Linked DNA regions of Homo sapiens: region 2 is linked to region 1. The links are chromatin contacts, found by Hi-C or POLR2A ChIA-PET in ENCODE. All regions are on one chromosome and are shown on one strand. Each heading gives the region's core, a stretch centred on a gene start or an enhancer-like site at or near the end of the contact. The rest is flanking DNA. Distances are from core to core; before and after follow the strand shown.

The links. A loop is a pair of places that touch in the nucleus more often than their neighbours do. ChIA-PET counts read pairs that join two places held with the same protein, here RNA polymerase II (POLR2A). Pooled maps may share reads with other maps.
Region 2: a loop to region 1 is called in a pooled map, with 5 times the contacts of the local background. The contact joins two enhancer-like sites. A Hi-C loop is called at or near these places in 4 of 168 maps with a recorded cell type or tissue (B cell and GM12878), 37 of 37 single-sample maps with no recorded cell type and 13 of 50 pooled maps. POLR2A ChIA-PET finds 5 or more read pairs at or near these places in 7 of 52 experiments (B cell, GM10248, GM12878 and 4 more).

What each region holds. Positions count from the first base shown.
Region 1 is chr6:157,461,391-157,466,840 of GRCh38, reverse strand. The region is part of intron 1 of ZDHHC14 (zDHHC palmitoyltransferase 14); the gene reads right to left. Among named protein-coding and RNA genes, the nearest start is that of MIR3692, 65 kb to the left of the region's middle. RefSeq lists enhancers at 1-659, 1,494-1,994, 1,995-2,495, 5,130-5,189. Within about 2 kb of position 1,865, at least 3 of the 41 ENCODE cell types and tissues checked have a DNase peak (open chromatin) inside an H3K27ac peak, as active enhancers do; they include B cell and GM12878, where a contact is called at or near this core.
Region 2 is chr6:157,568,666-157,573,984 of GRCh38, reverse strand. The region is part of intron 2 of ZDHHC14 (zDHHC palmitoyltransferase 14); the gene reads right to left. Among named protein-coding and RNA genes, the nearest start is that of MIR3692, 42 kb to the right of the region's middle. RefSeq lists an enhancer at 421-1,153. Within about 2 kb of position 2,809, at least 3 of the 41 ENCODE cell types and tissues checked have a DNase peak (open chromatin) inside an H3K27ac peak, as active enhancers do; they include B cell and GM12878, where a contact is called at or near this core.

The DNA.
Region 1 (5,450 bases), core at 616-3,115:
TTTTTGAGAAAGAGTCTCACTCTGTCGCCCAGACTGTAGTGCAGTGGTGTGATCTCGGCTCACGAGCTTTCATCTCCTGGGTTCAACTGATTCTCCTGCCTCAGCCTCCCACGTAGCTGGAATTACAGGTGCCTGCCACCACACCCAGCTAATTTTTGTATTTTTAGTAGAGACGGCGTTTCACCATGCTGGCCAGGCTAGTGTCGAACTCCTGGCCTCAGGTGATCCGCCCACCTTGGTCACCCAAAGTGCTGGGATCACAGGCGTGAGCCACCATGCCTGGCCAAAAAAACAAAAGAATTTAATTTTAGTTGAAATTGTCTTATTTTGGTTTTTACAACTAATTCAATTTTTTAAATAACACATATTTGATTTCTGCATTTACTGCTGAGTCAACAAATATTCCTGAGTGCCTCCTGTGTGCCAAGCACAGTCCTAAACCCTGGGAATCCACAATGGCCAGGGACGCAGGTATGGGCTGTGATCCTGTCAATGGGAGGGTGCTACTGTGGAGCAGATGGCCCTGTACAGCACGCACCGAGCTGTCCTTGCTGCATGGCACTTGGGGCCCTGCATTGCCATGGGAACCAGCATTGCTGGCAGCTGCACTTACCCAGGGAGAGGTAAGCCAGCATCACAGCAAGCCACAGGGGCCCTCTCCAGTCCTCCCTAGAGAAGCATGAGTGCGCTCAGAGAGGCAGCTGAGGATCAGGCCAAGGTAGAAGAAATTCTCAGGCTGTGGGGCCCGCCTGCGAGATGCCTATCTTCCCATATCTCTCTCTCTCTTTTTTTTTTCTTTGAGACAGAATCTCACTCTGTCGCCCAGGCTGGAGTGCAGCGGCACCATCTCGACTCACTGCAAGCTCCGCCTCCCGGGTTCAAGTGATTTTCGTGTCTCCGCCTCCCGAGTAGCTGGGATTACAGGCACCCGCCACCATGCCCGGCTAATTTTTGTATTTTTAGTAGGGACGGGGTTTCGCCGTGTGGGCCAGGCTGATCCTGAACTCCTGGACTCAGGTGATCCACCTGCCTCAGCCTCCCAAAGTGCTGAGATTACAGGCATAAGCTATCGCGCCCAGCCCCCACCTCTCTCTACCAAGTTCAGACCTCTGGAGAGTGACCAAGGCACAGAGGCCAACCTGCCCTCAGGGGTAGAATCTCCTGGTACGTGACATTTTAACGAGAGCCTCATGGCACTACACAGAAGACTGACCTTGAAGATTTCTTTTTTTTTTTTAGCATCTCTTGCTAAATAGAACGGCATTAACTATCCAGATGCCATGGTTCAATCCAGACTCCCTAGGAAAGAAGACTCTAAGTCATCCATTTTATTTCATTTCCCGTTTTGTGTGGTTCCTGGGGAGAATGCATTGTTATGGGGGTGGCCATTGTTTTAATGGGCTTGGGCATTTTTACCACACTCAGTAGGGACTTTCTGTCCCCCAAGGGATCTGATCTCAAGGAGACAATTCTCAGAAAAGCTCTCATAAATAACAGTGAGTCAGAACCACAAAATTAAGATGTTTTTAGTTTCAGAGTAGGCACCTAAATGTACTCTACTTGGTTTATGACAAGTTAAGTATAATCTGAAACTAACACAATCTAAAATGTAATGGCACAACAGGAGAACTGAACATGTTTGTGTTTTTCTAAAAAGAAAATTAAATCTTTTTTTTTCATTGGTTCAACCCAATAAACAACCATTAAAATGTAAAAAAAAAAAAAAAAAAAAAAAGGAGAAAGAGAAAAAAACACGCTGCTTTTTAGAATGTCACAGGGTAGGTTAGATGGCTGCAAATTCTTTGCTGCTCCCAGAACTTGCATGTGACAGAAGCACAAGCCTGGGTCTTTCAAGGCTGGCTCAGCTTTGGTCTTGGTTTCTTGGAACACTGGCCCTAGAGGCTGGTTACCCAAGACCACCCTGCTGCGACGAAGCCACAGCTGGCCCGCCCTGAGCTGCTCTGGTCACAGCTACGTACGAGAGAGATTTGTGAGGGAGGCAGCCAAGGGCGGACGGCCCTGGCAGCCAGGATCAGGCAGAAGCTGCATGAAATGGCCTAACCAGACAACGCCCAGCTGAACCAAGTCAACCCACAGAACCAGGAGATAGTAGAACAAAATTTGCTTCGGGTCACTAAGTTTTGGGGTGGCTTAAAGACAATAATAGATCATTAGAATAGGCAGGAAAAGAGAAAGTGATTAATTTTCATAGATTCATTTACAAGAGGGAAAAGCAGTTAATCTGGACCAATGATAGCTTCCCATACATTCACCCTAAAATCTACTTCATAATATACAGGTGTAATTTGAAGAGCACAAGTAACCATTAAATAAGTCAATAATATTTACTGAATACCTACTATGTACACAGCTAAGAAATAGAATATCTAATCAGGAATTATCTAATTTAATAAGTCCTGGTCTGAATGAATGAGGAAACTATGAACTATAACTCTTTTTAGTCAGAGGAGAAAAGGCAAATAAATGAATTATTTCAAAGTCCTAAGATGAAAGATACTATTCAGCATATATATTTAAGAACAAGGTTATCAAAGTATGTGTATTAAAATATACATGCAAACGGAATATTTCAGGTTGTAGTCTTCTCAAGAGCAGGAAGCAATTCCATCCAACCTCTAGAAACTTCAGAACTCTAAGGTTAAAGAAGGATTTTCAACATATACATGTAGTTGTCACGATTAAATACTTAAACATGGACTGAACTTCTATTACAGCTTATGTTTTTACCTTTGCTTACTACAACTTTTAAAAGTTTCATCATTAGTGTTAATTTATTTTATTTTATTTTATTTTTTGAGACAGAATCTTGCTCTGTCACCCAGGCTGGAGTGCCGTGATGCAATCTCAGCTCACTGCAACCTCCACCTCCTGGACTCAAGTGATTCTCATGCCTCAGCCTCCTGAGTAGCTGGGACTGCAGGCATGAGCCACAATGCCTGGCTAATTTTTGTATTTTTTGTAGAGATGGGGTTTCACCACATTGGCCAGGCTGGTCTCGAACTCCTGACCTCAGGTCATCCGCCTGCCTCAGCCACCCAAAGTGCTGGGATTACAGATGTGAACCACTGTGCCGGCTGGTGTTAATTTTCAGATCTGACTAATGAAAGGTAAAGCGGGGAGACATTGGGACGAAGTGCCAGCACCATCTGCTTAGCTTGAGAATTATTTTATATCTAAGAGTATATTATCCACAATAGCCATCTTAACCTGGCAAGACCTTCTTCAGGTGGGAATACTGGATGGAGCTGCTGTCTTACATTCCTTTCTGATGATTCTTCCTGTAGGCTCAGTCACTGTCAACCCCTCTGGTGAAGAGTTGGGGGTGATAGAGAGCACAGCACTGCTATGGATATACAAATGTATAGGGGCAGGGCTACACATTTTGGGGTGCTTTTAAGACCTCTGGAGGTCTTAAAATAATAATAATAGCTCATTAGAATAGGCAGGAAAAGAGAATGTGATTATTTTGCATAAATCTTCATTTATAGCAAGAGGGGAAAAAATAATGAATCTGGACTATTCAATTGTTTCTATTGAAAAACCAATTTCAATTGTTCTATGCCATGTTCCAAACACCGAAGAGACAACAGAAACAACAGGCTGTGACATTTCTATTTTCTTATGTTCTCAGGTCTTCATTTTCCAAACTAAGCATTTCCCATGGAAGGATCTCATTTCCAGCTGCCTCACGTGCATGTCTGAATAGCCAACAACTCGTGTAATAAACTTTCTATATAACATGCACCTACCTACTTGAACTCAGCCGACATAAGAATCTTTCTGGAAAAGAGACTGACTCCTAGCTACAATTATCTTTATGCACTTTTAGGAAATTTTATTGGTAATGAAACAGCAGTATTTTATTCTTGGTAATTCTGTGAGGGTCACAGTTAAACAATTAAACAGCATTAACCACCACTGTACTGTTCGACACAACATCCAGCCCCCTTAATGGGTAACTTCAGCTGAGTCTGCAGAGACAGCCATGAAAAAAGGCAGTGAAGGGCAGGAAGAGGCCCCCGCCAGGCCCTCCAGGGCTGGGGGGCACTGGGCTGGGCACTTCAAACAGAGAACCCTGGATTCTTTTCCCACTTTGTGAGGAGCCGATTTAAGGAGCAGACAGCTAAGGGAAGATTTATAAACACAATAATTTTTGTTTCTAAGAGTTATAATGCAAAGCAGGGATAGGCATTCTCCTCCAAAGAGGTTCTCAAAGAGATCCTCTGAAGCCAGAGAATACCACATTTCTTTGCCTAACCCAAAAGTCCTCGGAATCTTCATTTGTCAGCAGAAGCTCTGAAAACAAGGCACTGCACTACTTTTTTTGCCTAATGTGGTGGAAGACAGCCCCATGACAACAAAGAGAAAGAAAAATCGCTTTTCTTATAAGTCAGAACATAATGCAGGCTTATGGCTCGAGGTAACTTTGCTGTTGAAATCCTTGAAGGATCCACAAGGCACTCATCGCTCCAGTTAGTGTTCATCTTGTGGAAACCTACAGTGAATCTCACTAGAAAATATACTGGAAAAGAATAGAAAGGGTGAACAGGCATGTCCGTCAACTCTGAAACCCCAGAGCTAAGGAGACCACTTTGAACTGAAGGAGGCAGATTCAGGGTAAGTAAGAAAAAGAGCTAACTTTACACGATGGTGGAAAATTCATGACAACACAGAGGACACTGAAGAGGCTGAAACTATAAATAAGCTCAGAAACTATGTGAACTCACAGATCTATAGTGAGTTGTATTAAGGGAAATGAGGTTGTCTGATGCCCCCTGCAGAGCCCCCTCTGGTGCCACCGTCGCATGATAGACCAGGATCTGACCCAACAGGGGTTTAAAAAATTTTTTTACAAAGCATGAAGATGATCCTAAATTTGTGGCAGACCTTTAGTGTATGAGGATCTCAAGACCCAGAACCGCTGTGCCTCTAGTGGGGGCACGGTGCTCCGAGGCCAGTTTCCATGACTAATAAATCCTTCATTCTGCAAGCCGTGACTGTGGCAGTGCACCCAGCGGCTGGATGGGAAGTGCAGGAACTGGCGTCCCCCACAGGGTGGAGAGGGTATCACCACATTGCCACCTGCCCACCCTCTGCTGCCCAGCTCTGTTCTCCAACAGGCATCCTCTGCTTTTTATTTCCTATCTAGAAGGAGAATATGTCTGTCTATCAGGGTGGGGCGGAGGCTGCTAACTTCAAGACCCTAACCCAAGGTGTAGCTGCTGTTACAGAGATAACTAGGAACTCAGGGGCAGGACTAGGGAGGCTGCATTTCACTAATCCAAATGCCTTTGCCTCTGGGAATGACATGAGTGATGGGGCTGGGCCGTAACGGACTGTACACGTACAATGCGTTCAGGAAAGCAAAGTTCCAAAACCCACAGCAATCTGCCCTGCTTCCTTTGTCTTGCTCCAGCTGTATCCTGATG
Region 2 (5,319 bases), core at 1,560-4,059, 110 kb before region 1:
TAAGAGCAAAGAACTTCCCCCCCGACCCCGAGGTTTCTCACAGAGTAGCGTTCCCCAGCATGCTTGAGCACAGACCCCATAGCATCCGTGCATCTCCCCACCAAGGCCCATGGGCACGGGGAATGCTGATGTGGGAGGGTGGACCCTGGCAGGGACATCCTGGGGCTTCCTTGGGAGTAGAGCACCATGGCTGAGCTGCGCTTCCTCTGGGCTGGATGGAGAGTACTGGAAACAAAGCTCAGCCAGGATGCGCAGCTGGCAGGAAGGATTAACCCATCATGCCCAGAATGCTTGGACCACGTGCACAAAGATGGGAAGGGCATGGGGTTAAGCACTGTGAGAGACCAAAGCTGGAATAATTTAAGGCTGCATGGGCTTGGAGAGGGATCCTTCATGAAGGGCGTAGGAGGGAGCCAGGGTGGGCAGCAGGGGGCCTACCCCACATGACAGGGATGGGGATCTAGAAGGGGCCCTGGGGCATGTCCCGCATAGAGATGGTTCGTCTCTCTGCCCTTGCTGGAGGCATGCAGGGCCAGGAGGCTGGGCAAATTTTTTTCTACTTAGGCTCAAACCATTCTGTCGGGCTTGCCCTCGTGAGGTGAGCAGGACATGAAAGGCCTGCCACTGGGTACATGCTGGTCCCATGGAATGAGATGGAACCGGCGTGGATGCTTTCCAGCTCTGGGAGGGAGCACAGGGTGCACCCGGTGCAAGGGTTGGAGAGCCCTGACCGCGCTCTGACTTGCAGAGGAGTCCCCAGAGCTCCTCAACAGCTGGCAAGAGGGTGTAAGTGGTGGGAAAGATGAAAGGGGAGTGGGGCCGAAAGAAAGGGGGATGGCGAGTGCAGACAATCCTTGCCTTTCTCGGAACAGGAAGCTGGTTTTGAGTTGTAGGGGGTAATTTCGTTAGAAAACACAAAGGATTTGGGCTTTTCCCAGACTTGGTCATCAAAGGGCATGTGGGATGATCTCTTGAGGAGAGAACTTTGTCAAGAAGAAGGCATTTGTAGGATAAGAACTTTAAATAGGCCCTCTAGCCCCAAGAGAACCTGACTACTTAGGGCCTTAACAAGGAATTGACGGGGGAAAAAGCCCAATGGAAGTATTAGTAGAAAACCTTTTTCTGTCTACTTAATAGAGAACAGAAACAGGTGGCCTCGAAGAATGAGTTTCATGTGCTATGCAGTGCTAGGTTCTTTATGCATTCATTCAAATATTTATTAGGCACCTACTGTATGCCCAACAGTCCTCTAGGTGCTGTAGATACAGTGGTAAACAAGGTAAGTCCTCTGTCCATGAAGGGGAACATCACACACCGGGGACTGTTGTGGGGTGGGGGGCGGGGGGAGGGATAGCATTAGGAGATATACCTAATGCTAAATGATGAGTTAATGGGTGCGGCACACCAACATGGCACATGTATACATATGTAACAAACCTGCACGTTGTGCACATGTACCCTAAAACTTAAAGTATAATAATAATAAAATAAAAAAAAAGGTTAGTCCTCTTTCTTATTGTGGCTTGTACTCTAGGGAGGCCAGATAAACCCAGAATCTGTATTTTTTAATAATTTAAGTGTGCAGACAAATCATACTCATGGCAGATCTTAAACTTGGCTGATGATCGGGATCATCTAGGGCAGTGGTTCTCAACCAGGGCGATTTGCCTCCCGGGGGAAATCTGAAACCATCTAGAGATGTTTGTAGTTGTCATGAGTGGGAGGGAGTGTCACAAGTGGGACCTAGTGGGTGGTGGCCAGGGGTGTTGCTAAATGTCCTACAATGTGCAGGACAGCCCCTCCCAACAAAGAACGTTCCAGCCCCAGATATCAAGAGTGCTGAGGCTGAGAGGCCCTGCCCTAGGGTCTTGCTACTCAAAGTGTGGGCCATGGACTGGCAGTATTGGCATCACCAGGAAGCTTATTAGAAATGAATCATCTCAGCGTCTCCTCCCAGCCCCGACCCTGCTGAGCCAGAATCTGCATTTTCAAAGATTCCCCACACACCCTCCCACCCTGAATTTGGATTTGGATGCACGTGAAAATCTGAGGAGCCTTGCCGTAGGTGCACACACTTATTAGCAGGCAGGACAAAATTAACAGCAAGTCAGCCAACTAGTTAGCTAAGCTTGGTGAAGTCCCCGCCCCAAGCACCATTCACGAAAGGTTTACTTACCTAGCAGGCTCAAAAAAAAAAAAAAAAAAAAATACAGATTCCTCATTCCTGAAGATTCTTATCTGCAGGAGGGGCTAAGAATATGCATTTTTATAACAGCTCCCTGTGTACAGCTGAGAGAGACAGGTTTGTACACCATACAAGTAACAGCTGAACCCCAAGGCTGCATTTCAGTACCATTAGCTGGGGAATCTAAGCAGCTGGCTAAAAACACAGACAAAAGAGAAAGATGCAAGCCACTTACGAAGATGCTCCCGTCACCCAAAGAGCTGATATTATCTAGTTAATTATGGAAGGTCTGCCCAGTAAAACAGCCAGGCCAGGTGTTTAAACTGTTTGTTTTTGTTGTTATTTATAGCATCGTGAGTTTCCGTTCAAAGAAACTTTTACAAAGAACCTCAGTATACAAAACAGATGAGAGTGAAGCAGCTCTGGTTTATGGGGACACCCAACATGTCTGTCCCTTGCCTGGGCTCCAGGAGGCACAGTTTGAAAAACATCATGACAGACAATAGCTGTGGTCTAGAGTGCATGCTGATTTTAGGTGAGAAAGACCCTAATAAAGTACGTTTCATTCAAGGAATGCTCTCGTGCACATAGGCATGCTCTCATGAAGTTGAAGTGGCTATTTGCTTGAACTTTAACGTGAATGCGGAGTGGCAAACATCAATGTTCAAAAATGATTCCATGAATAGAAACACAAATATTCCTACAAATTGTTTTGAAAATATAAGTTCCAGAAAATGGAAACATAGAATGGCCCCAGTAAAGAGTATGATTCTTTGATCTGGTGGAGAAAACAGACTTCAGCTTCTCCATTTTTAAACCATGACAATCTCAGTTCCTGCAGTTCAGGGACATTGTAATTCATGCAAAGACCTTGAACTGTCAGATGCTATGATGTTCACAGCTATCAAAAGCTCTTTTTTCAGGGGCTGCCCAGACTCAGAAGGGCAATATAGATGTATGTGTGTGTGTATATATATATATATGTGTGTGTGTGTGTATATATATGTGTGTGTGTGTGTATATATATATGTGTGTGTGTGTGTGTATGTATATACATATATATATCACTAATTAGTACAATTAAAAACAATAAAAAGAAAGTGTTTAGTAGCTGCGACCTTTTTAGTTTAACTGAGTTAATCCAATACATGCTCATAACAAAATGAAAATTAATGACTACCTTATATTTTCCATACTATTTTTTTCCACATGGATGCCAAAGCCTTGCCCTTGAAAGGAAAAGAAAGTGGCTTTGTCCTTGCAAAGTTTTAATTTCCCTCAAATTGTGTCAAAGTTCTCTGAGTATATACACAAAACCGCTGTGCTGCGTAAGTGAAGATCAGTTCTTCCACTGAAAGCCAAAGCTAGAAATATTTGTGTGTTTCCACTTTGTGGTACATAATTTCTGCATTGTCAGAAATGGGTAAATATTGTACAGTGATAGAGATCAATTTGGGTTGTCAGTGTTTGCATTATTGTAAGACAAGTAGACAAGAACAAAGGTAAAAAGTGGACACTGGATACCACGCTATGGCAGGGCCAGGCTTCACCATTATCACCAGGAAAATCAGACAGGCTTTTATTGAAGTTTGAGTGGCATTAATATTGAGAGCATTAGCAAAAGACCTGAATGCAAGGGCTGGTTTATCACTCATTCTACACCGGACTGGTGCAAGATTTTATCTTTAGCATTGAAGAAAAGAGAATTAGGATTACCAGTACAGAAGCAGGGGATGCTATTTATAAGTACACTATACTTTAAAGAATAAAAATGCCCATCTATTATGGTCCTAAGCTCTTTTCTTTTTTGCCTCTAATCAACACAGATTGGATAAAATGAATAAAAATCTTCATTAAGGTTAACAAATATAAACCAATATATATACAAGCTTTAAAAGTATTTTTATATATTTAATGACACAAACAGTTGGAAACTACAAAGAAGACAATGTCTCCTTTGAAACAGAAAAATATAACCACAAAACTCTAGAAATAAAGCTAACAAAAAAATGGTAGGTAGCTTCCGTGTGAAGAAAAAAACAATACAACAATATAGAGACTTGAAGGGGGTTTTGAAAACCACAGAGAGACACTCTGCTTCCTGCGGTGGAAGATTCAGTATTTTAAATATGTCACTTCTTCCCAACTTACTTTATACATCTATTACAATGCTAATAGAAATCTCAATATGATTTAGAAAAATTTTGACAAATTTGACAAAATGATTCTAAACTTCATCTGGAAGAATAAACGTGAGAATATTTGCAAAAGTAAAATAATAAGGGGAAATCATTGGCCCGGGAATAAATAAAATACTGAAACAAAATAGAAGATCCCCAATAGACAAATTTTCTAAGACTTAGTATCTGATAAATACAGCCTTTCAAATCAGTGGGGAAAGCATGGATTATTATTAATTATTATTTTATTTATTACAAATAAACAAAATTAGGATAGACAGCTAATCATTTGAGGGAAGAACCTGAAGTTAAAACCACACCTTCAAAGACATACCAGAGACTAAAATGTAAAAAATTATAATATGTAAGAACTAGAAAAATATACATAAACTTATCTGATTAGGAGGAGTGGAGTAGGGAAAGGTTTTTGGACATACGGGTTTTTAAATTTTTATATGGTTAGACTATCAATCTTTTTCTATATAGGTTGGCTTGTCACATAAGTTTGGCAACATAAAGAAAAGATTGATACTCTGACCACATAGAAAATAAAAGACCTGTATGTCAAAAAAACTTCATAAAAATGCAAATGATAAAGTAGAAAAATATTTGTAACATATATAACAAAGGGTAGTATCTTTAAAGAGCTCTAATAAATAAATAGAAAAAAGTCAAATAGTCCAGTGATAAAATGGGCAAAAAAGATGAACAGGCAACTCACACAAAGAAATAACAGCTATCAGTAAATATATTTTTTAAAGTTTGTGATTTGCCCCCAACCCCCAATTTCAAACAAGCGAGGTCAAAAGTTAATTTTACTTGACAATATTTGGTATTGTTGAGAACAGTGAGGATAAGCATGCTCATATACTTTTGGTGAAGATATAAATTTATACAGCCTTAGGGGGAACAAGTTAGTTGTATATCTCAAAACATTAAAAACGTATGTATCTT